2 separate regions of the Mus musculus genome follow, and region 2 is linked to region 1. A link is a contact called in ENCODE Hi-C or POLR2A ChIA-PET data. All regions are on one chromosome and are shown on one strand. Each heading gives the region's core, a stretch centred on a gene start or an enhancer-like site at or near the end of the contact. The rest is flanking DNA. Distances are from core to core; before and after follow the strand shown. Region 1 holds the start of Brpf1 (bromodomain and PHD finger containing, 1). Region 2 holds the start of Camk1 (calcium/calmodulin-dependent protein kinase I).

What was found. A loop is a pair of places that touch in the nucleus more often than their neighbours do. ChIA-PET counts read pairs that join two places held with the same protein, here RNA polymerase II (POLR2A).
Region 2: a map of left cerebral cortex shows a loop between it and region 1 (4-fold over the local background). The contact joins the promoter of Camk1 here to the promoter of Brpf1 in region 1. A Hi-C loop is called at or near these places in 1 of 37 maps with a recorded cell type or tissue (left cerebral cortex). POLR2A ChIA-PET finds 5 or more read pairs at or near these places in 4 of 5 experiments (Patski and embryonic stem cell).

What each region holds. Positions count from the first base shown.
Region 1 is chr6:113,305,328-113,309,177 of GRCm38, forward strand. Brpf1 (bromodomain and PHD finger containing, 1) reads left to right here and starts at 1,810. Exons shown (of 13, transcript NM_030178.2): 1 at 1,810-2,010. It overlaps Cpne9 (copine family member IX), which reads left to right. Exons shown (of 21, transcript NM_170673.3): 21 at 1-244.
Region 2 is chr6:113,341,759-113,345,608 of GRCm38, forward strand. Camk1 (calcium/calmodulin-dependent protein kinase I) reads right to left here and starts at 2,164. Exons shown (of 12, transcript NM_133926.2): 1 at 2,078-2,164; 2 at 110-224. The coding sequence starts at 192.

The DNA of each region.
Region 1 (3,850 bases), core at 560-3,059:
CTTTAAGAAAACTTGTTATACATACTTGAACACTTTTTTCCTCAGGACAGACCCATAGCTTTCATGAGATTTTCTAAAAGGTTCTTCACCCCAAAAGAGCTAGCTTTAAGACAACTGTGAGGTCCTAGTGGTACAAGCCTGTAATCACAAGTTCAAGGCCAGTGTAGGCAACTTATCTGGACTTTGTCATTAAAAAAAAAAGTTTTGTTTTGTTTTTTAATAAAAAAGAAACGGCTGTTGTGATATATCCCTGTCCTTGTGTGTGCAAAGCCTTCAATAATGAAAAAAAGCTGTATAACTTCTTTGATTCATTTATTTTGGTTGTTTTGTTTAGATAGGGTCTTGCTGTATGGCTCAGCCTGACCTGGAACTCATAAGCAGTTGGAGCAATCCTAATTCAATCCTCTTGAGTGCTGCGATTACTGGTTTATTCTGAATTTTCTGGATGAGTATAATAGCTTGTATTTTCTTTGTGCATGCGAATCTTATACAACAGACACTGTATTAGGCAATTTACAGTCTTCAACTCTCTTAATCCTTATCATAACCCCGGGACAGAGGGACTATATATTATCCCCATTTAATAATGAGAAACTCCGCTGCAATAAGCCATTTCTTTATAGAAACCACCGATTTTACGCCAGACCCCCCCTTTTGACCAGGAAACAACTTGGAGTGCTGGTTTTATTGGCATTTCTCGGGGGAAACGTGTCATAAGAAAACGTGCACTTTAGGGAGCTGAATACCAAGTCCGCATGAAAATAAACCGCGTTCTCAGTGACTCTAGCATCTTGGAAGACTATCATACTCTTCAGTGACAAAACTACAAGCACTGCTTGACAATGATGATCCCTGACATCCAAATTCTCTGAAACCCCCAGGAACTGACAGAATTTTCGAGTTCCAGGTTTACAATTGAAGAACCCAAAGAAGAATTTCCCACGATCACACTTGAGGTGTCAGTCATATTCAATGGGCTGTGTGTTTTGATACCGTCTTCCAATCAGCTACCGGTAACCTTGTAGTCCAGCGCTGCCAATCTGAGTCCTACAGTTTTACTGGAATGCACTGGAACCTCCCCAAACTCAGTTCCCTCATTAGGGCCACGCCTCGTCACCCTTCAGTCTCACATTTCAGCGGAAGCCCCGCCCCTTACGTTCCTAAGTCCCGCCCTTACCCTGCAGCACTGTGGTGCGCTTTCCCAGCTGTAGCTTCATCCCTAGTTTAGCTCCACCTTCCAGGCTTACCCAAAGCTCCGCCCTTCGTTACTTGGGCCCCTCGGGCCCACTCTTCCGGCTGCGGTCGTCGCATCAGGGCACCGCTTTCCCGCAGCTCCACCCCCTAAACACAAGCCCCTCCCGCGCCGGCCTAGTCTTCCCACGTCGCCCCGCCCCTGACCATATCTGCGGGCCTCTGCGGCTCCCTTGCGTTCGTCCGGCTCTAGGCCCTGCCCTCAACTCCGCCCCACCCGGCGCTCCCGCCCCGTTCCTCCCAGTCGCCTTCCTCGGAGACCAAGGCCAGGTCCCTACCGCAGCAGTCGCGCCAGCAGGAGGGAGGGAGCAGGCGGCGGCAGAGGGGGAGGGGAGAAGGGCGGGCTCCTCACGCCCAGCCTCGCGCTGCCTGTCCGTAGTCGCAGATTCGCCACAAACGGCCCGAGGACTCAGACTCCCCAAAACTGAGCTTTCGCTCGCCAGAAACTCCACTTAGAACATGGAGGCGCTTGCTGAGCCCTTTAAGGTGTCCAGAGATCTTTTTCAGACCGACAGGTTGGTCTCAAGCTCCTCAGTAGACCGGCGAGGAACCGTGGCGAAAGTGCGTCTATACAGCGCCACGGGACCACGTTTACCCTGGCGGACGCCGTCGCCGTCGCTGCTGCTGCCGCCGCTGCCACAGCCTTTGCCGCCACGGTCTCGCCGCTGCTGTTCCTGTGCCGCCTCCAGGAGCCCCCCCATTGTCCCGGCGGCACCGGGTTCCCAGGCCAGAAGATCCAAAAGCTCGGGAAACGCGAAGGTGCTTGCGGAATTGCGACGCTGGGGCACCGGCGGGACCAGGAGTGGCAGGGGTCAGCGCGGGAAGCCGGGGGAGCCGGGCCAGAGAGTGCGGGGCAGGAGCCGGGGCGGCCAGCTTCGCTTCCGAGAGTTCGGGTTTCCCCTTCTCGGCCCGTCTCTCATCGCCGGCCTCCCACACGGGGTTGGAGCCCCGGCGGGCGCCCCCGGCGATGAGCCCAGACTGGAGGTGGCCGGTGAGTACGGGCCGGGGCCGGGAGGTAGTGCCAGTGGAGAAGGGGCAGCCCTGGCGAGGCGCCTTAGGCTCCTCCTGAGCCCCTGGAGCAGGGAGAATTGACATGCCATTCGTTCGTGGGGAGCGTCCGCGGCAGCAGTGTTCCCTTTGAGGCTGCCTGGGCCAGAGGCAGAAGGGAAACCTTGTTTGACTTGTTACACTTTGACAAAAGGGAAGCGGCGCAGCATCCGGGAGATTGGGCTCTAGCCCCGCGGGCCTTGTCCCACCCCTTACCCCTTACTTCCTTCTGCTCCTGGAGTTCCCGGGAGTAGGTGCTTCCGCCATATCCAAGGGCCCCAGGGCTTTCAGAGCTAAGTTCTGGACACCTTCGTGCCTCTGACGCCAGGTCCCTTGGGGCACTGTGCTAGTTCGGGAACCAGGGCAGCAAAGCCAGAACGGCAGCGTTCACCAGGGACCCGGCTTGGAAAGTGTTGAGCTTGTTTGTACCTATAATTGGTTTTGTGTTTAAAGGCACAGCAGCAGGTAGGAAATAGAAGTGAGTTGGAATTGAATGTGTAGCTTGGCTGACTTGCTGTCGATAGATGGACGAGAGCTGCCCATTCTTGTAGTTAAGCCTCAGGAGAAGGAAGGAAAGGCTGAGAGTTAGTGTTTGTCAGGGAGGTTAGGCAGGCCCTGCATTGGTGGTCCTAGGCACTAGTTCAAACTAGTCCTGAGAGAAATTGGAGCGGTACCAGACTAAGCTGGGCTCCCTGGGGTTTGGTGCCATCTGCTGTCTCTACTCACCCAGAAACTGAGGTGGGGGAGGGTTAGCCTTTGAGAACCTTGGAACATAATGCCTAGATTTTTGTGATCATGTTTGTGTCCTGGCATTCAGTAGGCCCTGAGTTAATGTTGCATGAATCAGTAAATGAGGAAACCAAGTGTAGCCTGTGCCGTTTGTCCTGCGGAAATGACCATTTCACAAGGTTTCTCCCTATATCTCCCCACCCAGTTCCAGGGTGAGGTTCCCCATTAAGACTTCAGCGATGCACTGATTGTGTAGTTCAATGGTTTCTGTTGGAATCTAGGACTCAGTCATTGGCCACTCACTCAGGCATACAATAAGCAACGTTTAATGCGTAATCTGATCTTCCTCAACTCCTAATCTGGTGGTCTTCTCATTCAGCTATTCACAGGTTTCATGGTATTTGCCCAGGCTTGGGAGTCCAATGCATGCTAGGAACTGGGGATTTAGAAGTAAATAGGTCTGGTATTTACTGAAGATCTCCTAGTAGAATGGGAGAAAACCAGAAAATGTCACACTGGAGGTGAGAATAAAATGCCACGGGAACAGCTTTTCCTTGAGAGAGTGAAAAAAAGTCATAATAAAAGTGTCATTTGGCCGGGCGTGGTGGCTCACGCCTTTAATCCCAGCACTTGGGAGGCAGAGGCAGGCGGATTTCTGAGTTCGAGGCCAGCCTGGTCTACAGAGTGAGTTCCAGGACAGCCAGGGCTACACAGAGAAACCCTGTCTCGAACCCCCCCCCCCCAAAAAGTGTCATTTGAACTAGGTCTTGAAGAATTTGTAGGAGCCCACCATTCAACATTCCTAATTGAGAGCCCTTTGAAC
Region 2 (3,850 bases), core at 914-3,413, 37 kb after region 1:
GCTGACCAGAGGAAGCACCACCCCAGACTTAGCCCCTCCAGCCGTCAGGCTCAGGAGCGAAGCCCTTCCCAATCCTGTCACCCCACCACCACCCCATCCTGAGACTCACGTGCCCAGAACATCTCTGAAGTCATAAATATCCCTAATGTCTTCCGCCTGCTTCCACCTGGGGCCTTCCACTGCCCCTGGCATGGCCCACTGCCCCCCAGCCACAGCCAGGGCTCCTAGGAAGGAAATGGAGAGAAAGAGATTCAGAGGGCCTATCCTCTCTGAGAATCTACTGCATGCCCCATGAGCAGGCAGCATGAGTTCATTCATTCCTGGATCTGTTCATTAGCAACAGGCATTCAGCCTCCCCCATCATATGTTCACTCAGCATGTTTGCAAAAGATCATTTCTAGTAGTGAAATTCTCGGTATCTGTGCATTCCTTCAATTCTTCATTCTCCATTTTGCCCCAGTCTTTTTCTCAATCCTAACACCCAAGGAAACCTCCCCCTCAAGGAAGATAGCACATGAGACCCCAGAGCAGCATAGATGGCGCCCTAGAGGGCCCCTTCCTCCTCCTCCTCCTCCTCCTCCTCCTCCTCCTCCTCCGCCTCCTCCTCCTCCTCCTTGCCACCCTAGCCTCTCGGAAATCAGGTTTCCGGCAGCCTGGGCTTCCAGCAATATCTCAGCCACGTTTTTAAATAGCTCCTTCTCACTGTTACCAAGGCAACATCAGCCACAGCTGGAACTCCCCAGACCTAGCCCTCCTGACTCCCTGTCTGTGTCCCAGCAGCCGGAAAACTGATCTCACCTGTCTGTCCCCTCCTGGAGGGGACCTATCTTGGACCTTTCCCTAGACAGCTCTGTGTCATCTTACAAGAAAGGGTGGGTTCTCTCCCCATGTATCATGTGAGAAATCTCGGAAACTGAGGTTGGAGATGGATAGAATGAGTCCAGAGTTGCCCAAGAGAGTCCCAGCTAAGCTTGCTAAGGACAAAGGGTGTCATGTGTTGGTCCAGTAGGAGACTACTAGACTGGGGGAATCATTCAGAAAAGTCAACATCTCAGAATCAACTGAGTTTGAAGCCAGAACAGAGCCCCTCATGCCCTAGAGCTCTGGGAAAGCAACCTCCTGGTTCCTTTGGGAAGAATGAAGAGAAGGCACCCTGACCAGAACTGAGAGTCCACTCCTTGAGTGGGACCTTGTTCCCAGAGCATTGGCCAGCATCCCAGGTTTTCTGATGAAAGAGGCAATGGTAAATCCATGTAAAGTCAAACCCACATGGATGCCAGCACTAATGACCCTCACAGTTCCACACCCTGCAGCAGACACCACTCCACATCAGCAGTACATGAATCTTGAGTCCAGACACCTTCCTGCTAGATCCATCACACTGCACACCACGTCACCTGGTTGTGCACATATGCCCAGCATCAACACACGTTCATATACACCACTCACACCTACCTGTCCATCCAAAACACCCAGACCCTACACTGCAGTACTGATTCCATGCACACACGAACAAGGTGGCATCCGTTCCCACATACCAGACATAGCAACTTAGTCCTGTCTATGCCCTCCAACTCCTCAGCCCAGAGCCCTACACAGCAAACCAAGCCTTAACAATCTGCCTAACTAAACCCCCTCAGAGGAAGACCAAACCTCCCCTGAACTCTACCCCGCAAGCCAGACAGCAGTGTGTGTGTATCCTTGAACACCATATGCAACAACAAAAATGAATTCCCAGATACCTTTACACAACTGAAGCACATTCCTGCTTCAGGGAACCCCTCACATGCCCTCCCCGATCTACTCTTCCAAATGCCCACGCCCTTCCATGGTCAGGCCTAGCGCTTGGACATACACCACACACACACAGACCCTTCCCCACCCTTTTCTGATATCCAGGCAATATCCATGGAGGTCACCTAGCACCTAAAGGGCCTGGGACGGGAGGTGGGAGAGAAAGGCCCAGCCCTGTTCCGTCTGTCTGTCCAGGGGCCAGGCGCCCCTCCCACCCTTGGGCTTCAGTATCTTGTGGCTGGAGCGCCCCGCTGCACAGAGCCGGGGCAACCCTCAGTTGTACCTGCGGCTGCCCCGCCTCGGGGCTGGCTGCGAGGGCCGAGGTGGCTGGTGCGGAGCTCCCGCCGCGTCTGTGCCTGGTCAGTTTGCCTGCTCAGTCGCTGGCGCTCGGCTGGGGCTCGGCTCCCTCGGCCCGCCTGCGGCTCTGATGTCAATGGAGGAGGAGCCTGCGGCAGAGGACCTGGGGACTAGGGACGAGCACTCTCGGACTGGAGAAGTGGGCCCAGTTGTTCTGTTACAGGCCCTATAGCATGCTTATGTGCCCTTTGGTCGTCAGCAGGAGACAAGTGAGAGCCACAGATGGTCTTGAAATCAGCACTTAGTTAGAAGCAGATGATTTTTGAACCAATATTTATGAGATGCCAGAGGCTGGCCAGCTTGAACCTGGCATTGTTTTCAAAACAGTTCTGGGACCTGCCTTAGAGTTCTTAGTCTCCTTCTCCTCCTCTCCTCACCTTCCATTTAAAAGGAGCTGGACCTATGCAAGACTCAGAAGACTAGTAAGGGGCTGATGAAAAGCTGTAAGGTCCCATTTAATAGGCAGATAAACTGAGGACCTACACCAGCAAAACAGAGCTAAGGCTTCTATCCCACACACTTTCAGGTACTGCTCAAAGAGACTAGGGAAGAGAAGTGGAAGGGGGAGATGCAGTTAAATCTGGATCCTTAAGGAAGCAAGCCAAAGAGGACCAAAGTGCCATGTGACCGTGGCTGGGAGCCAGGGTGGGGAGGGTGGAGCATATCCCTTCCTGGGGCTCTAGGCTTGGGGCCAAGGGACCTGACCCGACTTGGTTTATGCAAGGCTCTTTGGGACTAAATTGAGCTCAGACTAGAAGGGGAATCAACTGGCAGGAATTAGAGGTAGGTCTGCCCTGGAGCCAGGCAAAGGACGCAACCTGGCCTGTCTAGGGCAGCTCTCCCTCCTGAGTTCAACCTCTGTTTCTCCCAGTTTGGCCCTCCTCTGTCCTGGAGTGGTCAGGCCTCAGAAGACTAAGCTAAGATGCTAGAAAGGTTTTGAAGTCAACCACCTCCCTTTCTGCTCTCCCTTTCTGAGCCTCAGTTTCTTCCCTGAGACATGGACTTATTAACGACTGACTCTAAGTTTTCTTGAGAGTTCTGTGTAGTGGGTGTGCAAGTACTTAGAACACTAGTTCAAAACAAGCTGGTGTGGTGTCTGACACAATCTTAGCACTTCAGAAGCAGAGATAGGTGCATTGTGAAATGTTCTAAGCAAGCCGGTGGTGAGGTTCTCCTTCAAGGGGAGGAGGAAGAAAAGACAAAACAGGAGGATTCGGGGATGGTTCAGTGGGCGAGCGGCTCAAGGACAAGACCTGAGTTCAAATACTCAGAGCCTGTGTAAGAAGCTGGAGGGGGCTGTGTGCCTCTGTAACCCCAGAACTGAGGGGGAGCATGCCACCAGCCTAGCCCCAGGTTCAGAGAGGGGTGCTGTACAAGGGAGTAAGGTGGGGAGTGATAGATCAAGACATTTGACATCCTCCTCTGGCTGCCATAGACTTGCACACTCACATACACAAGTACATAAACAAAACAAAGTAAAACATGAGAAAAAGATTTCATATAAACCAGGGCTCACAGGAAAAGCAAGATTTGACGAGGGTCAGAGACTAAGAGGTGTTTTCTTCCCTCACATCTCAGAATCTCAGATTCCTAACCCACTTCTGACCTAGGACCACACCTCTAGTCTCCTCACCACCCATTCAACATACTATTGAGCCAGGGAGTTGTGTCAGTACAGTTTTGTGTTTATCTCTATGAC